Linked DNA regions of Homo sapiens: region 1 is linked to region 2. Evidence: chromatin loops called from intact Hi-C (ENCODE). Cell type or tissue: breast epithelium. All regions are shown on one strand. Links, peaks and the distances in the headings refer to the core of each region. The heading gives the core; the rest is flanking DNA. Region 1 overlaps ARHGEF10L (Rho guanine nucleotide exchange factor 10 like). Region 2 overlaps IGSF21 (immunoglobin superfamily member 21).

Evidence for each region. Peaks named below come from ENCODE experiments on the same cell type or tissue, not always from the same donor. Only the 100,000 strongest peaks of a DNase experiment are listed, where the experiment ranks them.
Region 1: a loop joins it to region 2, with 7 times the contacts of the local background. A loop is called at or near these places in 1 of 110 quality-filtered maps.

Annotation. Positions count from the first base shown.
Region 1 is chr1:17,644,382-17,654,655 of GRCh38, forward strand. It overlaps ARHGEF10L (Rho guanine nucleotide exchange factor 10 like), which reads left to right. Exons shown (of 29, transcript NM_018125.4): 22 at 4,173-4,294; 23 at 10,255-10,274. Among named protein-coding and RNA genes, the nearest start is that of LINC02810, 68 kb to the right of the region's middle. RefSeq lists an enhancer at 3,733-4,234. In breast epithelium, for the core only: a CTCF peak has its summit at 9,553 (motif pointing right); a DNase peak (open chromatin) is centred at 4,644; H3K27ac peaks cover 461 bases.
Region 2 is chr1:18,314,641-18,324,914 of GRCh38, forward strand. All of the region lies in intron 3 of IGSF21 (immunoglobin superfamily member 21), which reads left to right. Among named protein-coding and RNA genes, the nearest start is that of IGSF21-AS1, 140 kb to the left of the region's middle. RefSeq lists an enhancer at 7,895-8,189 and a silencer at 7,895-8,189. In breast epithelium, for the core only: no CTCF peak of the experiment used is centred there; a DNase peak (open chromatin) is centred at 5,914; H3K27ac peaks cover 370 bases.

The DNA.
Region 1 (10,274 bases), core at 1,584-9,583, 670 kb before region 2:
GATCTGCCCACACCCTGCAGCTGGAAGGGATGGGTCTCCTCTCCAGGAGTAGGGCCGAGGGCGTGGCCTTGGAGTCCGACCCTGGTTTTACCCCAGCTGGGAGACTGTGGCTACTTGCTTGGCCTCCCTGGACACCAGTGGCCCTCTCTGTAGGGGACAGGTGGTTGGATGAGATGCCTGCTGAGGTCCAGCCCAGCCTGACATCTGTGGCTGTGGCCAGCAGCATCTCCATGGTGCTGGGGAGGTGTGAGCGGTATCTTGAAGGTGGCTTTAAGTTTGGGAAGTTCGGGAAGAGCAGTAAAGGCACGATACTGGGACTGAGCCCAGTAGGAGTCTGGGAGGCAGGTCGGGCTGGAGAAGCAGGGCTGGGCCCGCGGTGGGCTCAGCTGCCCTCAGTAATAGCGACAGTCAGACCATGAGCAGCGAGGACAGTGACCACCATGGCTGCTATTTCCGGAGTGCCTGGTGTCTGCTGGTCATGATATATATGATTTCCAGTGCTCACAACTCCAGATGGTTGGCGTTCCTTCCCCCATTTTCTACATGAGGCCACAGGCTCAGAGAGGGTAAGCACTTGGCTCCGTGTCACATAGTGAGTTGGAGACTGAGGTGGGATCTGCCCGGGCCCTTCTAGCAGATCAGAGGGGATTGTTCTGAGGGTAGCGGGGGATCTGCAACCCTGGAGCTGCTCCCTGTGTCCCATGGGGAGCTCTCATGCCCAGGGGGTGTTGGCAAACAGAGCTGGGTGCTAAATAAGCCCCCACTTAGCGTCAACTGGAAATTGCGGTTCTGCAGTCGGTGCCAGTTCTTAATGTCACTTATCCCAAGCGGGCTTTCAATTTTCAGCGACAGCAGTCTTCTAATTTGGTCTCCGCCACTCTGGTTTTGTGACGGGAACAATGGCAGTGGCAGATGGGGAGCAACGACTCCATTTTCTTGTAACGTCCCCAGTCGCAGGCAGGGAAGGCACCATCTGGAAGGAGAAGGTCAGATCATTAAAAAAAATACGTATGAATAAATTGCCAGGACTTGATGGGCTATGGGTGTTCGGGGAGGAAAGAGAGGAGCTGAGCTCTGGGCGCCCTGGTGACAGGGGCTAGGGTGGGGAGATGCTCGCTCACCCAGCTCCTACAGGTTGTGGGGTGAGGAATTGGGGGTCCAGACCAGAGCTCTTGGCTGGTAGAGGTGAGGGTCTGCTTGATTGTAAGTTCCTTGAGAGCAGGGACAAGCTCTCAAATCTGGCCTATCTTTATTTGCTGCCCAGGGGCTTGTCCAAGAGGCAGCATGGCGAGCGCTGGCACACTAGCAGAGGCTAGGAGAGCCGTGCTGCCCCGGGACAAGGTGCGTCGCAGGCACCGTGCAAGGCGCCCCCGTGGGTTAGTTCCTTGGCATCTGGATCTTCCCCTGCTTTCCCCTTTCCTCTGCTGGCCAGCGTGGAGTGCGGATAGAAGGACGTATCTCCCGTGATGGCTGTGAGGATGCAGTGAGGCAGTGTGGAAACTGTGAGGTGCAGGGCACGTAGAAGTGTCTGTTATGGCAACGCGCGTGCCCTGTGTGGTCGTGCCCTTTCCCTGAGGGTCTCTTATGTAGGCCTTTCCTCCCTGGTGGCAGGGATCAGGTCTTACATGACTCTGTTTCCAGGGCCCAGCAGGGTAGAGGACCAGACATGGAGGATGCCTCTGGGCCCATTTCGGGAATGAGTTCACTGCTCAGTGACTCAGGCCGGAGGGTGTGAGCCCGCCGGGTGCTGGCGCCTTCACATCATCAAGCCTGACATTTGGGAATGTCTTTCACTTCTCAAATAGCATCCTCACCTGCCACCTCATTCCAGCTCCTCTTGCTGTGCCAGCATTCAGGTGCCACCTCTCTCGGGCAGTGACGGCATGAGGGCTGCTCTCAGGGTGGTCCTTCCTCACTCATGTCCAGCCCTTCTCTCTGACCCGGCAGGATCTCTTTGATGAAAGCGAGTCAGATTAACGTTCATGTCGTGGGTACATCTGACAAACCTGGAAAATGAGGCTCTGAGAAAAGAGACTTTTTGTTCATATCCCTAAATGTAGTGATGGTCTGTGGTGGGTCCAGCCCTGCGTGGGTGGGTTGGGTGAGGTGTAGAAGGAAATAGGGTGGGAGGTTTCGGCCTTCATAGAACACTGGCATGGTGGGGGAGCGCCTACCTCCATGTGCACACACACGCACGCGTGCACACGTGCACATGTGCACACAACGAAGAAGAGCCACACTGGTGGAGGAGCAGGGAGTAGCTGTGAGAGGTGTGATACCCTCCAATGGGCTGAGACGACAGGTGGTGGAGGCCAGGGCATGGAGACATGGGTGGTGCAGGCCTCTCTGAGAAGGAGAGGAGCCAGCCCTGGGGAGGTGAGGGGCAGCGTTCCGGACAGCGGGAACCTCTGGGCCCGTCCCGGCGAGGTTGCTGAGCACAGTCCAGCACGGTGGAGCCAGTGGCCGAGGGAGGAGGCTGGGGAGGGAAGGGACCTTCGCAGCTCTTCCAGGAGAGTTTGGATCTTATTCTGGGCTGACTGGGACTCCACTGATGTTTCCAAGCAGGGGAACGGCGAGGCCAGGTGTAAGTTTTAGCAGGATGGGCCTGGCTGCCGAGCAAAGATGACTGTAGTGTCAGGGGGCCCCAGTGTGGCTGGCGGGAACTCTCCGGCTGACCTGGCGCCTCCTAGGGGAGGGGCAGGCTCCGGCTGCCTGCGACAGAGCTACTCTAGCATCACCGTGCCCACAGGCCTCTGCGATGGAGCATCAGCGGGCGCGGTTGCTGAAGGCTGCCTGGTTTAGTCCAGAGAATTCAGTCTTGGGTGTCAGATCTAGGCCTGAATCTGGGTGCTGCCCCCTAGCCATGGCTGTGGCCTGGCCACGTTACTAAATCCCTGAGTGCCAGTGTCATCCTCTGTGGAGTGAAAATAATGATTCTGGCTGTGCTCAGCGATTGTGAAGACTAAGCCAGGGCATAGACGGCGGCGCTCAGTGTGGTGCCTGATGTGTGGGTGCATAGTAGGTGGTGTCTTCATCACGCTCATCCCTGCTGTGGGCTTGCTGGAAGGGAGTCCTCATAGGGAGTGTAAAGAAGGAAGGGATCCTCCGCAGGGAGAATTCTTCAGGACAGACGGTGGTTTATTCCTCCCTCCTTCCTTTTATTCATTCTTTCCAGCCATGTTTTCCGAGCACTCGCTATGTGCCTTGCAGTGTGCTGGGTGTCAGGGGACAGTGGTGAATGAGACAGTGCAGACCCCCACTGACTACAGCTTTGATATTAGAGACTTATGGAAATGGACCACGGATGATTTTAGATCATTATGAAGGCTGCGAGGAAAGTAAGACAGGGTCTTTAGAGTGATTCCTGAGAGAAGGGGCCACTGTAGTCAGGGTGGTCAGGGAGGACTTCTCGGAGGAGGGGACATGTGAGCAGAGCCCCGAGCCATGTAAAGGAGCCTCCACAGAGAACGAGGTTTAGCAGATGCTCTTTAGCATGGTGACCTCCCGTGGTGAGTCCTGGGTCTGGGGTCGGGTTAGGCATCTGTACTTGTAACGGGTCCCTGGGAGCTTTGAGGCCCAGCTAGGGTGGGTGAACTGGAGGCAGGCGGCTTCCTAATTTCAGGGTTGTCTTGAAGGAAGCAGGAGTGTGATTCTTCTGCATTTCCATCACCACCATGGTCAAGTGTGAGTGCCGCAATGGCGACCTCCTGTCCTCTGATCGTTCATGGTCTGTCTCCTACTCTGCAACAGAAATTCAAGGCAACAGGGGTCTGGACTCTGTTCAGCATCTTAACATTTTTTAAAAACCCTTTTACATCTATTATTTCATTTGGTCCTCACAACAACCACAGGACGAAGGCATTTCTAGCATTCCTATTTTCTAGGCAAAGAAATTGAGGCTCAGAGAGTTGGGGTGACTGGCACAGGGTTGTTCAGCGGTAGGGTGGTCAAGCTGGGACCTTGTTTTTCAACTCCCTGCCTGAGACCCTGGCCACGGCATCACTCCTGAGGCTGGATTTCATCTCAGTCCGGCAGGAGTAGGGTGGGGAGTGACTGGATGGGGCCAGGCTTCTGGGGCCTGCAGTGGCTCCCTGGGGCTTGGAGGGCTCCTCATGGCCCAGTTGGTCCTTGGACTCTGACCAGCTCTACCCACCTCCTTCCTCTTGCTGTAGGGGAGGAGAACCAGCCAGGCTGGCTATGCCCGGATGAGGACAAGAAGAGCAAAGCCCCATTCTGGTGCCCGATCCTGGCCTGCTGCATCCCTGCCTTCTCCTCCCGGGCACTCAGCCTGCAGGTGAGTGGAGCGGATCTTGCTGAGCCGACCTCGAAGGTGGCTGCGGCTCCCCCTCGCCTGGGAGAACCAGAGTTTCCAGGGAGCGCCCACAGCAGGGAAGGCTCAGGTTCCAGCTGTGGCTTCTAAATTCTTACTGACAGATTTGGTCAAGCCTTTTTGTTGCTTCGGGAATCAGCTTTCCCACCACAAAAATGGAGGCGAACGACCACTGTGGGTCAAGTGAATGGAAAATTCCATTATTTTGAGATAATAAACAGCAATGATCTCATCTGTTGATGGCATGGCTCCAGATCATGCCGAAGCGGCTGTGCCAGCCACTGTGGGTTGGGTGCTTTGTGGTTCGCCAGGCGGGAGCCGGCTTTGGCGCAGGGATTGCCCTCATCATGGAATGCTCCAGCGCCATCAGGCCTCCCGTGTATTGAGCACCTGCTGTGCCCCCTGGTTCTTTCCTGCTATTCTCTTATTTTAATATCTATAAGAACCTTGCGAGTAGATGTTTCTCTATCCATTTCACAGATAAGGAAACTAAGGCTAAGACAGGTGCTATGATTTTCCAAAAAGGACATAGCTAGTAAGAATTTGAACCTTGCCCTGCCTGATCACAACACCCAGGGTCTTAACCATGAGGATGTTCAGCCTTCACGGGTTACCTGCCCTTATACCCTGTCCTAGCTCGCCCTCCATCTAGAGCAATTACTGCCTCCCCTTTCCCAGGGAGATGAGGTCATCTCAGCTCCAGGGATAGGAGCACCAGTTGGGGACCCAGGCCCAGATTGGTGAGCCCCAAGAGATGCGCCGATTGGGCTGTAGACTGGGGATCTAAACAGCTGAAAGAACAAATCCTTGAGATATGAGTTCATTTGTTCACTTGTCCATTCTGCATGCAATTTTCTGAGCACCTGTTGTGTGCTAGACCCTGGGAATACAGTGGTGACTAAGACATAGAAGGTCCCAACCCTTATGTAGCTTTGAATCCTAGCAGGGAGAGAGAGAGGCAAAACCCCAGCAAGCCAAAGGAAATAGAAAAGAGTGAGGTGTGTAATAAAGACATCGGGGCCACAGTAGATACGTGGGTGGGCTGAGGTTCAGAGATGGCCTCTTGGAGGAGGTGGCATTTAAACTGAGAACTGAATGGCGAGAAGGATTCAGCCCAGGGATGGGAACAATATTCCCAGTAGACAAACCCACACAGAGGGTGCAGCAGAAACAGTGGGGGAAGCCAGGCGAGGCAGGAGGAGAGAGGGCGGGCCCCGAGGTTCGCTGGTGGGTGAGCTGGACCACGCCAGCCTTGCAGGCTGGGTCAGCTTTGGATTTTGTTCTCAGAGCAGTAAAAAGCCTTGGAAACAGATGTTTCCCAAGCTAGGGACTAGCACAATTTGATATATAGTTCGCATTTTTTGGATCCTTCTGGCTGGTGTGTGAGAGTGAATTGCAGATAAGAATGGATACCGGGACTGAGCGTGGTGGCTCATGCCTGTAATCCCAGCACTTTGGGAGGCTGAGGTGGGAGGGTCACTTGAGTCCAGGAGTTCGAGACCAGCCTGGGCAACATAGTAAGATCCCCATCTCTACAAAATAAAAATAAAAAAAAATTAGCCAGGTGTGCCATGAGCCTATAGTCCCAGCTACTTGGGAGGCTGAGGTGGGAGGATCGCTTGAGCCCAGGAGGTTGAGGCTGCAGTGAGCTGTGATTGTACCACTGCACTCCAGCCTAGGGGACAGAGTGAGACCCTGTCTCAAATAAATAAGTAAATAATACAAAAGGACTGGATGTCGGCTGGGTGAGGTAGCTCACGTCTGTAATCCCAGGATTTTGGGAGGCCAAGGCAGGTGGATCACTTGAGGTCAGGAGTTTGAGACCAGCCTGGCCAACATGGTGAAACCCTGTCTCTACCAAAAATACAAAAATTAGCTGAGCTTGATGGTGCACACCTGTAGTCCTAGCTACTGGAGAGGCTGAGGTGGAAAAAACACTTGAACCCGGGAAGCGGAGGTTGCAGTGAGCCGAAATCATGCCACTGCATTCCAGCCTGGGTGACAGAGTAAGACCCTGTCTCAAAAAAAAAAAAAAAAAAAAAAATGGACCTGGAGGGAGCAGCTCAGAGCTCAGCTCAGGGTCCTGCTGAGACGTGGCAAGACTTGATGTGGGCGGAGGCCAGGGCTGTGACTGGAGTAAGGCGCCTTTGCCTCAGGCACAAAATTTCAGCCGATGTCAAAAATCTCAATAATTAAGATAAATACTATTTTAATGCAGTGCGTAAATATAATCAAATCAGCAAATTTTTCCTTGTGGTTTGGCCGCTCTTTTTGTCTCTTGATACATAAAGGGCCAGGATTAGGGTGAGGCAAGTGAGCCAGGGTCGTGCAAGTGTAGGGTGAAGTTTTGTCTGTATTTAAACTTTTAAATAACTATTCAGTGTGGATTTTTTGCATTAATATTGATTTTTTTAAAGTTGCCTTACTCTCTCTCTATATATATACATTTTTGTGACTGAGTTTTTGGTGCCCTTTTAAATTTTGTACCCAAGCTAGGTGCCCCAGTCTATCACCCTAGTCCTGGCCCTGGTGGAGGCCGTCGGCAAGGGAGGTGGACACATTGGGGATGTGTTGGGGTGGGACAGGCTTAACTGGTGATAGATGGCGTATGCCAGATGGGGGGTTACCTGTGGGCCCTGGGGCCTTGGGCTGGAGGCAGCGACCATGGAGTAGGGAGTATCAGGGCCCACTGTGCCTGCGGCCAGCTTGGCCTTAGCGCATCCCTGCAGAAGGCTGGCCCTGGGTGACTTTATGGTGGGCGTTGGATTCTCCTGTCTCCCCCAGGGCCTTGGGTCTCTTGAGAGCACAGGATGCAGGCTGAGCCCTGACAGATCAGACCCCAGTGGTGGAGTCACAGAACTGGCCACTGCCTCCAAGGCCTCCCCAAAAGAAACCCCCATCCAGGTGGGGAGCCTCTGCCACCTCGAACCTGGGGAACCAGGGCCCACGAACCTCCTCAGTGCGAGCTCTCAGGGCCCAGGAATATGTAGGCCAGAAGCATCCTCAGTCCTGCTGGCCCCGGCTCACTGTCTCCTTAGGAGCGCCAGGGCTAGTGGAGGGAGGCGAGTGACTCTCTGTGGTAAGGGGCCTGTGGAGCTCCCAGAAGCCAGAGCAGAGCCTGCCTGGCTGCACTAGCTAGGCCTCAAATCGCTGTCCCCCTCTGCCCACACCCTACCCCACCCCACCACCAGTCCAGACAAATGTGCCCCATCAGCTGTGTGCTGGCAGCCTGATGAAATAGGGCCTGGGAGTACCAAGGCCCTGTCCAATTACTGCAGAAGCAGATGTGACTGTGTGAACCTCTGCCCAGGCCCCCTTCCAGCTCACCACGTTTCCAGGTGGTCCTGGGGCAGGGGGTGACTCCAGCTCTGGCTGGCCTCATGGCGAGCAGTGGCCCAGACTATTTGTCTAGGGAGGGCTTGGGCTGGGCAGAGGGAGTTGCTGGCCACAGTGTAGACAGGGTCGGCACTCTGTACCAGTGGATGAGGATGTGTTGGGTTCTTTCCTTCAAGGGATCAGGGGTGTTGGGGCAGGAGGCAGGAGTAGGTCTCTTGTCTGTGCTGACAGTGGCCCCTGCCCACGCTGGGCCACACCAAGGCCTTCTGACTCAAGGGAATCAGTTGGGAGTGTGAAGGAGCATCAGCAGGGGCCACCTGCCTTGGATTGAGTCCCAACAGTGTGACATCAGGAATGCTGCCTCAGCTCATGGTATCTTAAACTAGGGTGGTCACAGCACCTTCCTGACTGGGTCACCTTGAGGATTAAAGGATATGATTTGGGTCAAGTGCTTAGCCAGTTGCATGGGGTGCGCTCAGGGGTCAAGAAACAGAAGCAAACACCTGAGGACACCCTGGTCCCCAGGAAGGTGAGGACACCGGAGTCTATTCTGTGGCATTTCTGAACGCCTGACTACTACGGTGTCGAAGGTTCTTCTTGGACCCCTGGCTCCATCCAAGGGGGAATGCTGTCTCTGGAGGGGTGGCAGGAGGGCAGGGAGGGTTCAGCGCAAACCCATTTCCCTGATGGTCAGTCTCAGAGCCCACCTGGGGACAGGGCCTTGGGGATGGGGCTGGGGGTGCTGCCTGCTCTGAGATGCTTTAAAACTCGAGCACCTTGGGAGCCTAAGGGGTGTAGCCCAGACCCACAGGGGGTCTGTGGCCAGGCTTGCTTAGGCCAAAGCTCACAAGCTCATTGGGCTGTGTCTTGACCTTCACCAACCTCAGCCAGAACTGCTGTTGGCCGTGTACCCTGTCTCCTGCTCATCCTTGATGGCTCTGCCCTCATAGCCTTGCTCTGATGATGAAATGAGCTAAGGTGTGTGAAGTGCTAGAATATCCCATGAGAGGCCCTTGGTAAGCCTTAGTAGCTGCAGGGTACTGGGTACCTGGCCCTGGGCCGGGTGCTTTACACTTTCCCTCTCCAGTCCCCACGGCCATCCTGAGAGATTTCAGGGTCTCTGCTCTGTAGGTGAGGACCTGATTTGTTCAGTACCATCCAGATGGTAACCACTGAGCTGGGGCTGGAGCCGTGTTGGCTGTACCTAAAGCTGCTTCCCTTCACAGCTTCGTGCTCCCCTCCTCTCTTCTGCATAGGGTGCCTTGACTTCCCAGTTTCCTGGCACAGGCAAGACATTTAGGGGCTAGGGCCTTGCCTGTGAAGGAGAGGAGCCATTTGAGTATTTTCCACCATCTTCGACCCGGCTCTGTTGACTCAGCTGACATCAGGGCCCACTGGAGTTGCCATGGAAATGCCTCAGCAGGGGCTGCCGTGGCCTCGTCTCCACCAAGGGAGCAGAGAGAGCATCAGCCCAGCAGAAAGGGCATGCACCCTCAACTAGATGCTGCCACCAGGAAGCAGAGAAGACAGGGAGCCCAGAGGCCGGGCTTAGCGAAGCCCCCTGCTCTGAATGTGAGGACACACTTTTTCAGCAGGCAGAACTGGGGCCCCAGAGTGCCAAGGCCTCTGGTGTGCAGCCAGGCTTCTGGGGTAAAATTCAACCAGAATAGAAAGAGCCCTGAACCAGATGTTGAAGGTTTGAATTCTAGCCCTCACTCTGCCACTAACATGCTGTGTGACATTGAGCCAGGCACGCCTCCCTCTGACCTTCAAGTTGGCATCTGCGCAATGAGGAGGCTGGATGAGGTGACCTCTTAGGGCCCTCGCCCATGGCCATTAGAAATTTTGTTAGAATATTCTAACAATGGGTCCAGGGACGGCTGGGGCCTTTAGCACCAGCAGAGGGCAGCAGCTGCCTGGAAAAGGGCCCAGTGGTCGGCTGCATCCTCCTTCCAGCCAAGAGCAGTCTCTACTCTGTCTTCTCCTTCAGTGTGGCCCATGAGTGGGCCAGGCCATTTCCTAGAATTGCTGTCCTGGCCAGAGAGAGGGACTGACCAGGTCTAGCTCAGGAGACAGGCCTCAGAGAGAGGCCACCCAACATGGGGTCTGTGGCAGCTGATTCAGGGGGGAGCAGGCGGAAGGTGGTTACTGGTGACAGCGGTGACAGGCTGAGCCCTGGTTTCTGTGCGTGGCCCTCACAAGCCGCCCAGCCCTGCCACTCACCTCCTCTGTGGTCTAGGGTAGTCACCTGCCCTCTGTGACCCTCATTTCCCTGTTTGTAAAATAAGGAGGGGTGGGTGGCTTTCAAGAAATCTTATCTGAAAGCTGCTCACTTTCAGAGACCCTGGGCTGATACAGAGCCTCTTGCAGGCCTCTTCTAGCCGGAAGGTTCTAGGAAAGGAAGAACAAATGTGAGCGTGTAGGAACTGCCTGGAGAAGCAGGCACTCGTGAAGCATGTTGCTTTCCTGGCCCCCACCCACAGGGATTCTAATCCAGGGAGAGTTGGATGGGGCCCAGGAATCTGCCAAATATTGGCATCTGGGCACCTTGATGATTAACCTCACATGTACCGTCTCTGTCTCTGCAGCTTGGGGCCCTGGTCCACAG
Region 2 (10,274 bases), core at 1,119-9,118:
ACACAGAGTGACTTGCAGTGAAGCTGGGACCCAGCCAGGGAGGTCTCGTGCCAAAGCCTTCGTCTTCATCACTGTGCTACCCTACCTCTCAGAAAACTTGCACCAGTGGCCTGCTGGGACTTCAAGCTGCCATGAGACATATTTATTTCTTGAGCGGTGGGAGGGGCTCAAAACCTGGTTGCAGGGAGGAGGAGGGGAAGAGCTGGATGGGCGGATGACATCCAGGCTCAGCGGCAGGTACAATGATGGGGACTCTTGCTGGGGGTCCCAGGAGGCCACAGGTATCTTCCTGGCCCAGCTGATGGAGGTGCAGGAGGGAAAGGGGTTTGGGAAGTTCATCAGAGATCATGATTGGTGCATGAGTTGGGGTTGATAAGAGGACAGCATCCCAGGCAGAGGGGAGAGCAGGGACAAGGGCCAGGCAGTGCTTCCAGAGATCTGTGGCTGGAGTGAAGGGAGGAGAGTGTGGCGATGGGGCGGGGATAGGAGAGGATCTCAGCAGTGGAGAGCATTTCCACGGCCCATCTCTGCTCTCCAGGGCAGGTCTCATTTGGCCGCATGCAGATAATGCAACAGCGAGCTGAGAGTTTTGCTCCTCCTCCTGATCTCTGCTTTCATGTCCCTTCCTAGGTCAGCTTTTCCTGACGTTCTAGTATAGCCTGGTCAGATCTTTCTGTTCTCAGGTCTACCAGCACCCCAGATGCCTCTGGGAACTCCTCACACTATTAATTAAACACATATTTAGGTGGTTAATTCCATCCCTGTCTGCAACACTAGAAAGTCAGGTCCATCAGGGCAGGAATCATGCTCATCTTGCTCACTGTTATCTTCCTAGTAATTACCCCATCTACCATTGAGTGGCACATGCTAGACACTCAGTGTAGAATTGTTGGATGAGTGGATGGATGATGGATGGATGGATGGATGGATGGATGGGTGGATGGGTAGAGGGTGGATGGACAGATGGTAGGTGGATGATGGATTGGTAGATGGTAGGATGGATGGGTGGATGGGTAGATGGATGGAGAATGGATAGATGATGGATGGGTAGACAGTGAATGGATGGATGGTGGATAGGTGTGGATGGATAGATGGCTAGATAAGTGGATGGTAAGTGGGTGAACGGATAGCTGGAAAGATGAGAAGTGAATGAATGGATGGATGGGTGGTGGATAGGTGTGGATGGCTAGATAGGTAGATGGGGGGTGAGTGGATGGATAGCTGGAGAGATGAGAAGTGAGTGGATGGATGGATGGGTGGATGGATGGATGGACAGATGTGCTGAAGGTTTAATGAGATGCTGTGTAGAAGCCTCCAGCATATGCTTGACATAGAAAAGTCATTTGGTGTTCTTTAGGTTGGAAACACAAAGCCCCGGCCATGCTCCAGTGCAGGTATTCCCGCTTGACTCTCAAGCTTACTTTCTGGAAGGCAGAGCCCCTGATGGGAAACCAAGACCCAGAGCCAACCTCAAGCAGAGGCATCACGAGGCCAACTGAGGTCCTTGGCCCATGCCATTCACAGGGCCTGGGCTTTGCCAGGCGATGATGCAGAGCGGTGGCGGTTAGGTGCCCCAGAGACTTTGGGCCCTGTCAGAGCAGAGCTGTCATCCTGTCCCCTCCTCCCCAGCATGAATCTGACCACTGCTGAGGCCAGAGGGAATGAGTTTTTGAGCTGATTATTGGAGAATGGAAGTCTCCCCTGCTGTTAAGGGAGCAGTCCTCAGGGCCTTCCAGAAACCACAGCTGCCCTGCCCCTTCCTAACCCTTGCTTGTGGACTCAGAGGGTCCTACTCCTGCTCAGGGCTCTGCATGGACTCTCCTTTGTATCATCCTCTATCCAACCTTGAACTCTGGTGTGAACAATTCTCCTACTGTCTTGTGTGCAAGCCCCTGCCCCCGTATTTCATAGCAGGTCCCTAATGCAACCCCTGTCCCTAGGTCCCAGCTGTAGTCTGTCTCTGGGATGCCAATTCCTCCCGGATAAGACCCTGATTTGATTTTACCTCTTGGATTGATAGTGAGATCTCCATTCTTTTTGTGTAACTCTGGGCATCTTATTAGACCTCTCTGTGCCTCAGTTTCCTCAACTGTAAAATGAGGATGAGAGTAATAGTACATAATATAGTCATACTACCTCATAGGCAGCACAGGGTTGCAAGAGGCATAATGAGCTAATATGTGTAAAGTGCTTGGAACAGCGCCTGGTACATACCAAGTGCTGTGTGTTATCTATTATTAGTCAACAAATAAACATTGAACACCAATCCATGCCTAGCAATGTTCTCAATGCTGGGGCTGCAAGTAGACAGAGTGGCTCATGGAGGTAACCTCAAGGACAGAGTCCACCCTTTGTTTTATTTTGCAGAATTGATCGACATCTCTCTCTAACACTCCCTGTTTGTGTGACCTTGGGTGAGTCACGTAATCTGACTGTACCCTAGGTTTCTCATTGACCAGTGCCTGCCCCTCTAGGCTTTGGGCAGGGCTAGAGATAGTGTGGATCAAGTGCTTAGAACCAAAGCCTTCTCAGTAAATGGTGGTTAGTTTTGTTCATGCTAATTTTTCCAGGACCAGTGGTGGTTCCTCTACTCCAGGTCTGTGGCTAGAAAAAAACACATTTCATCTTTTCCCATACTACCACCTCACTCCTCACCACAATCCTGTGAGGCAGGCATCACAATACTGAACTTTACAGATTAAGAGACATTGCACAGAGAGGTTAAGCAACCTACCCAAGGTCACGGTGTTTTCAAGTGGCAGAGCTGAGGTTTGACCCCAAGTCTGTTGGATGCCACTACCTGTGCTCCTGGCTACTAAGCCACACTCCTCTCCATGGGAACCACACCTGAGAGCCAGGACAAAGCCTTGCACTTCCAGGAATCATTTGAAAATGTGGATTCTTGAGGCTTGGTCTAGAGTGTTTGTCAAGAGCCGCATCTATGCACCTTCTCTCTGGTGCACCCAATGGCTCCACATTCCTGGGACCTCCTGGTCCTTTTCTTTTCCCCCACTCAGTCTATGGCCATGAATCCACATTCATACCCAGGCCTCTCAAAAGACAGCAGAGGAGAGCTGAGTGATTGGAAGAAAGCATGAACACCAATGCCAATGCATGGCATGATGACAAAGCAAACACACATGTGCTAACTACGGGGCAGGCACCGTCCTAAGTGCCTTCTGTGTATTATCTCATTTAATCCTCTCAACAACCCATGAGAAAAGTACTCTCATTACCCCAAATTGTAAGGTGAGGAGATGGAGACACAGAGTGGTAGAGTGACTTACTCCAGGTCACGCAGCGAGTCAGGATTCAAAGCTGGGCAGCTAGGCTCTAGAGTCCATGCCCCACTGTCTTTGTCATCCACGCTATTCATGCAGGCCCTAGCAGTGGGGGCTGAAGAATGCATGGGAAAGGTTCCCTGCAAAATGAAAGACCTTCCTAGAAGCCAGCAGGTAGTCATGGTGACTATAGATGGCTCTTCCCAAACCAGGATTGTGGGCCACACCACACCCAGCCATTGGCATTTCCTGAGCCAGTGTAACTGTTAAATGATGCAGCTGTGGGAATGAGGAAGAAGCCCTGGCCCCCCGTCCCAAATTTGCAGGTGGGTAGACAGTTATTTCCTTCCTTATTCTCACCTTGCCCTCACTACCATCAAAAAACACGTCTCCTTACATTGTTGGCAATTGGCAGAAGGGACAGATACTGAGGGCTTTGGTTGATTGTGATGCATCCATTAAAATGTACCAGCTTGCTGAGCCACAGATCACTTCTGCAGGCCTTGTCTCCACTGATAGGGTGCATGCACGTGTGCGTGCGTGCGTGTGTGTGTGTGTGTGTGTGTGTGCGTGCGTTTGGCAAAATGGGACTGTTTCTGCTTAGACCTTGGTGAGAATCCAAGGGGCTCACTCCAGGAATTTGAACCCACTGGGCACTCACCCATTCAGGTGGATGCCACCCCACTTCTTCCATGGCAGGATCATCCCTGAGCACCTGACGGCCCCAGCTCACTCACTGACTTGCACACTCTCTCCTTTGGGGCCCTTTCCTCACCAGACCTTGCTTACAAACCAGGGACTCACAGCCCAGAATCGGCCTGTCAACACGCTCTATTTGACTAACACTGAACGTTTTTAATTAAAACTATGTTTTTAATTAAATCAATGACAAATTATTGAAAACCAGGAGATTTTACAAACAAATCTATACGTTTGGCTTTGCTTTAAAAAGCTGAAGATGTGGCTTTTATACCGGTTATTCCCAAATTGTAGGAAACAGCCACCATAAATAATGGCTGGATTTAAACCAGGGAATGACCTCTTCCTTCCCTCACCATCCACACCACTCTGTATTGTCTGAAATGATATCGGTGAGAACTACTTTTGGCTCCATGCAACAAAAACCCAAAGTGAGTATGTCTTAAACTAGATAAGAGTTTATTTTTCTTTCTCCTAAGAGTCCCAGGTAGCCTGTCTAAAGGACAGAGGGTGCTCCTTGGTGTCAGGGACTCAAGCTCCTTCCCTCTTGATGTTCCACTGTGCATGGCTTCCATTCTGAAGGTCACCTTAAAGTTTAAGAAGGCTGCACCAGCTCCAGCCATTACATCTACATTCCAGCTAGGAGGAAGCAGGAAGAAAAAAAGGACACACCCCCTCCTATAAGAACCCTTTAGGAATTTGTGTGTAACACACCTACTTACATCCCTCTGCCAGAACTTAGTCACATGGCCACCTGCTGCAATGGTAACTGGGAAGTGTAGTCTCTATTTTGGGCAACCATGTGTCCAGGAAACTATCATAGTAACTATTACTATGAAAAGAAGCATAGCTGCTGAATTGTTTAACTTCTTTACACAGGCTGTAAGCCCGTGAAGATGAAACTTTGTCTTTGACTTTGGCTCTGAGCTTCTGCTACTTCATTAAAAATTTATGTACTGTTGTTCCTCTCATTAAGTTGTTCCAAGGAATTCACTAGGAGATGACGAATGTAAGTATGTCTAGCAAAGTTTTGGTACTTAATATAAGCTCAGCGATTGTGCATTTGTTTCATCTATTCTACACCAGATGTTACTTGTCTCCCCTTTGTCAGGACTTTGCTCCTCAGTGAAGCCTCCCTGACCTCCCAGCAATTTCAAATTTTAAATAGAAGCGCCCCCTCCACTCCCAGCACTCCCTATCCCTGTCCTGTCTTTCTTTTTCTAAATACACCTGTAATCACCGACCTGCTATATTTTTCAAAGGTTACTTTGTTTACCGTCTGTGTCCCTCAACTAAAATACGAGTTCTATGAGGTCAGTGGTTTTGGTTTCTATTGTTCACAGCTGTATCCCTAGCACCTAGGATAGACCCTGGTACATAGTAGGTACTCAGTAACGATATGTTGGATGCATGAATGACCAGATAGCTATTGCCTTCTCAGAGCTGGGTACTGTGCTCAGTGTGAGAGACAGAACCGGAAGCAAGATATCTTCTAGTTTCCATCTCCCCATGGCACTGAGCCCAGAGCAGAACACGCTAAGATAAATACCTATTACCTTGGATCGGATCTTGGTGCCAGCAGGAGTCCAGGCATTTTAATTTTGTTTTGACAAAGGGGCTGATAGGAGAAGCTGGCTGGCTCCTCTGTCTCTCATCTGCTGGCAGCCCTGGGCACCCTGGCCTGACCTTCCCCGCCTTCAGCACCACGTAGCGCAGGACAGTCAAACATAATTGGCCTGCCCTACTTTTTAAGAGAACCCAGATTGAAGGACTGGGCTTTTGGTGGGCTGACCTGTTTAAGAGCCTTAAGAGGAAGCTCGGAGTTTCAATTTTCCACTGCCAAAGCAAAGCTGTTTTTAGCTCCGCTTTGATGAAGCGGCGGGAGTCAGGTTTGGCCCCGGGTCATCCATCAGCTGACCTGGTTGGGAAAGGCCTCCTGTGGGGGCCCCAGGCCTAACCACAGCTTCGCAAGGAATGCTCAGGTTTGCTTTGCCCAACTGGAGTCATCGGTCCTGCTCTGAAGCTGCCCCTGGTCCATCCCAAAAGACAGACAGTGAGAGAGAGATCTCCAGCCATTCTCAAATATTTTATCTTGTTGATGGGCCCCTGGACTTGAGTTCCTGCCCAATTCCTCCAGGAGTTAGCTGCGTGACCTCAGACAAATTGCTTGGCCTCCCTGGGCCTCAGTTTCCTAATCTGTTCAGTGAGGTTTATCATTCTGATCTCAATGGGTGGTTGTAGGTACTAAATGATGTAATGCCGGTTGACTGCTGTGTCCATCTCAGGCTTTGAGGATATTTCACCTGGACCCTCTCCCTGCAGGAAACTGGGCTGATTGACATCCACGCGGGTAGGCCAAGTCAGCTCAGAGCTTTCTCTCTGAATTGCAGTGCTCTGGCATGCTGCCTGCTTTTCTAGGGGTCAAGCACCATCTCTTTGAACCTCTTTTCTGATCGTTTTGTCAAACTGTGGTGGAAGAGTTTGGCGTCGGGGGCTCTGGCCCTATATTGGAGGGACCCATATGATGCATTCTTGCTGGAGTTTGCTTCCAGGGAAAACATGGTCCCTGCAGACAAAAGGGTCTGCCCTTGGTCACCAGAAGCAGAGGCAGGTTGTGCACCAGGCCTCCATGTTGCTGTAGAGCCACAGTCTGATGCCTCGATGACCCCAGAGCCTCCACTCACTCTGCCTGCCCTTTATGACTCTCTCTCCAGCCTGAAAGAGTTTGTTTCTGTTCTGCCACTGATTGATTGTGTGACCTTGCAGAAGCCTCGGCCTCTCTGTGTGCTACACCCACCTCAAACAGCAACTAGCCTGTGAGTTAAGGGCACTGTCTTCATCCATTTGGAAAGCTGTAATAAAATACCATAAACCAGGTGGTTTATGAACAATAGACATTCATTTCTCACAGCTCTGGAGACCGGGAAGCCCAAGGTCAAGGCAGATTCCAGGTTGGCTGGGGGCCCACTACTTGGCACATGGAGCCCTCTCACCCCATGAGCCAGAAAGTGGCTGTGTCCTCCCATGCTGGAAGAGACCAGGCAGCTCTCTGGGGCCTCTTTTGTGGGGGTGCTCATCCCACCGTAATCGCCTCCCAAAAGCCCCTCCTTCTAATACAATTCCATTGGTAATTAGGTTTCAATATCTGAATTTGAGGAGGACACAGACATTTGGACCGTAGCAGGTATCAGCTCTGGAGCCTGGCTGCAGGGTTCAGGACCCAGCTTTGACACTCTCTGGTTGAGTAACTTCAGCCAACAAGTTGTAAGCAACATCCCTGTGACTCAGTTTCCTCCTCTGTGAGGGCCGGGTGACAATAACAACACCTACTTCATGGGAGTGTTGTGAAATTGAGTTTTACAGATGGGGAAACTGAGGCATTAACTTGTCCCAGATCACTCAACTACAGCATGTTACAGCTGGGTGGTTCTGGCCCATGGGAAGGTCTAGAGAGGTTATTAGCTATTATTGTTCTTATTGCAAAAGGCTTTCCCTGAGAATTGAATGAGATCAGTTTTCAGTGCCTCGCACAGGGTCTCGCACACAGGAGGTGCTCAGTGAACCTCTCACTGGTACACTGATGAACGAGGCCTGCATCGGCTCCTGGAACTCAAGGGCGAGGGACCTGATGCTGACCTTGCCCACAGTAGGGGCACAGCCATGTTCATTGAAAAAAGATCATAGAAACAACAGGTTGAGGAAGTCCGGGAAACCCAGAGGCAGCCACCTTCCACGCCCGTCTTCCCTCTTCTGGTGGAGGCAGGCTTGGTTCCAACAGGCTTGGGGCCTTCCTGATGCCAGCTCTCACCCACCACCAAGTAGAGAGGCAGAGGCAGAGATTCCTGTTAAATAAAGCAATCACGAACGATAGGAAGGAGGCGGCGAGCTCAGCCACGGGCCCAGCCTTCCAAGTTTGCTCACTGCCCAGCTTCTTTGGTCTCATTTCCCTTTGGCCAACCACCTGGCTCCTGGTTCCCCACCACACGGAGTCTTTTTCTGAAGAGCACGTGCCCCACGCCCCCTGCCTGCCAGTCCTGGGATGGCGTCGGGTGAAGGTAGGAAAAACACTCTGAACCCTGGGCCCTCCCGCCCCTGCCCACCCCTGAACCCAGAGCCTGAGTCCAACAGGCTGACCAGTGAGGGGCTAAGTGGATCAGTCAGGACCTGGAGGAGGAAGTGGTTTCCATGGCAGCAGCCAGAGTCTGGAAAAGAGGCCTGGAGAGGAAGCCGGTGGAGAAGAGCGGGAGATGTCGGAATGGGTGAAGGGGAGCGGGAAGCGATGGGCCAGGAAGTCAGGGGAAGGGGTCAGCCAGTGAAAGATGGAGGGTGGGAATGGGGAAGCGGGTTCAGGGCCCAAGGTGAACAGCAGTGGCTGGACAGGGCAGGAAAGAGCGGTCGGGACCAGCGACCCCATATCTGTCACCACCCAAGGGCCTGTCACTGACTTCCTGGCTTGGATGATCTAGGATCCCAAGCTAAGCTCTCTCTGGTTTTTCTTGGGGTAATTCAACATTGGAAAAGAAAACCTGATTTCTCAGAGGTGCTTTCTCACATTGGAAAAAGGTTCCTACCAGTTTGCCCACTGGTAAATCATGACTGGCAGGTCTGGGGTGTCCCTCTAGTCAGGAGTAAGGGAGCTTTCCATGGTGACCTTGTCCTGTCCCAGCTTCACCACCCAGGGCCTCAGGACAAAGGGCTTGAGGTGCAGAAGCTGAAGCTGAGAGCCGATGACCTGCCTGAGGTCACACAGTCCTGGGAGGTAGAGCAGAGTGTGGTGAGCCCCACCCGTCCAGCACCAAAAGTCCCCTTGCAGTGTGAAGATAGAACTGAGAAAGATGTGGCTCAAACATGGCCCAGTGTGAGTCAAGAGTTGTCCCCTCGTTCTCACCCTTCAAGGTCAGCAGGAGGAAATGGCCAAGGAGCTAAGGCAGCTGGGCCGCCAACGATCAGGCCAATTTAAGAGACGTCTATGGCAGGGGTGGAGCCTGAGAGGGGTCCCAGGCTCCCTGAAGCGGGTGAGGGGAGGGCTTAGGGAGGGAGCTGGGGGCAGGGCGGAGAGGGCATCGGCTGGAGTATTCTGGAACTTCTCCCCTCTGTGCCTACTTTCTTTGGTACCCCTCCTAGCCAGCCCTGCATTCCAGTGGATGCCACAGATATTTTGTACCCAATGAGCAACTGTATGACAGAAACCATTTTCAGGTTGGGGGGCGGTGAAAATCATACTAATGGCTTTTTAAAGGCCCTGAAGAAAAAGATTTCAGGCAGCCTTGGAATTGGCGAAAACACATAAGGAGGAAGGTCATAAAATTCCCAGTGTCCAGGGGCTCAGCTCTTAGGTAGTGGGGCTTTTCCGGAGGCTCCAGGCCCCCTGTCCAGCGCTGCCCCATCCCTGCCTCTCTCCCCGGTCCCACTCCCCCATCCCACTCCCAGGCTGTACAACCTGGGAGACCTTCCATCTGTGCTGAGTGTTCTCAGGGAAGCCCACCACATTAAGAATGGCCGGGCTCCTGACTGGCTCCCCAGCCAGAGGAATGGCTGGAAGGTGGCAGGAGACCCCAGGCAGTGGGCTCCCAGCCCCATGGAATGATTCGGCCGTGTCTTTTCCCTGTTTGGCTGGGGGAGAAGTTGGACCCAAATTCTCCTGCGTTGTGTGGTGAAAAGAGCACCATGTATTTCTGGCTCATTGAGATACCTTGACTCATTAAGACTTCTGGCTCACAGCAGCCACAGCTGCCTATCACTGAGCACGTACTCCACATCCGCCTCTGGATGGATGCATAGGCTTTGTAACAAGATGGCCGGATCGCCAAGCCTCCCCAACCGCCTGCAGGGGGCGGTCATGAGCCCCCATTTCCCAGAACCTTTGACGGATCACCTGGTCCAGGTGGCCCGGCCGCTTCTTCCCAGATCTGCTGCTGATTGCTGCCTGGCCTTGCATAAATCACCTCCCTGTCTTTAGTTTTCTTGACTGGACAAACCAGGACTAGCTGGTCACCCTGGTTAAGACCAGACTCTTCTGGGAGAGCTATTAAAGGAATGGAGCTTCTCCATGTACATTCTGTGCTCACAAGACAGGTCCCTTAGCTCAAGGGAGGGTCTCCTGTGTCCCCCTGCTTTTCTGCTTGGTGCTGTCCAATGGCCCCACCCCTCCCGGAGGAAGTGTGTCCCTACTGTGTCCCTGGAAAGGGCCTGATGGAGGAGAAAACCCAGGGCTTGGCCAAAAGGAGGGTAGGGAGTCATTTCAGGATTTCGGGTTATTCCGTCTTCGGTATCCTTGGAGCTGAAACTTCGCCT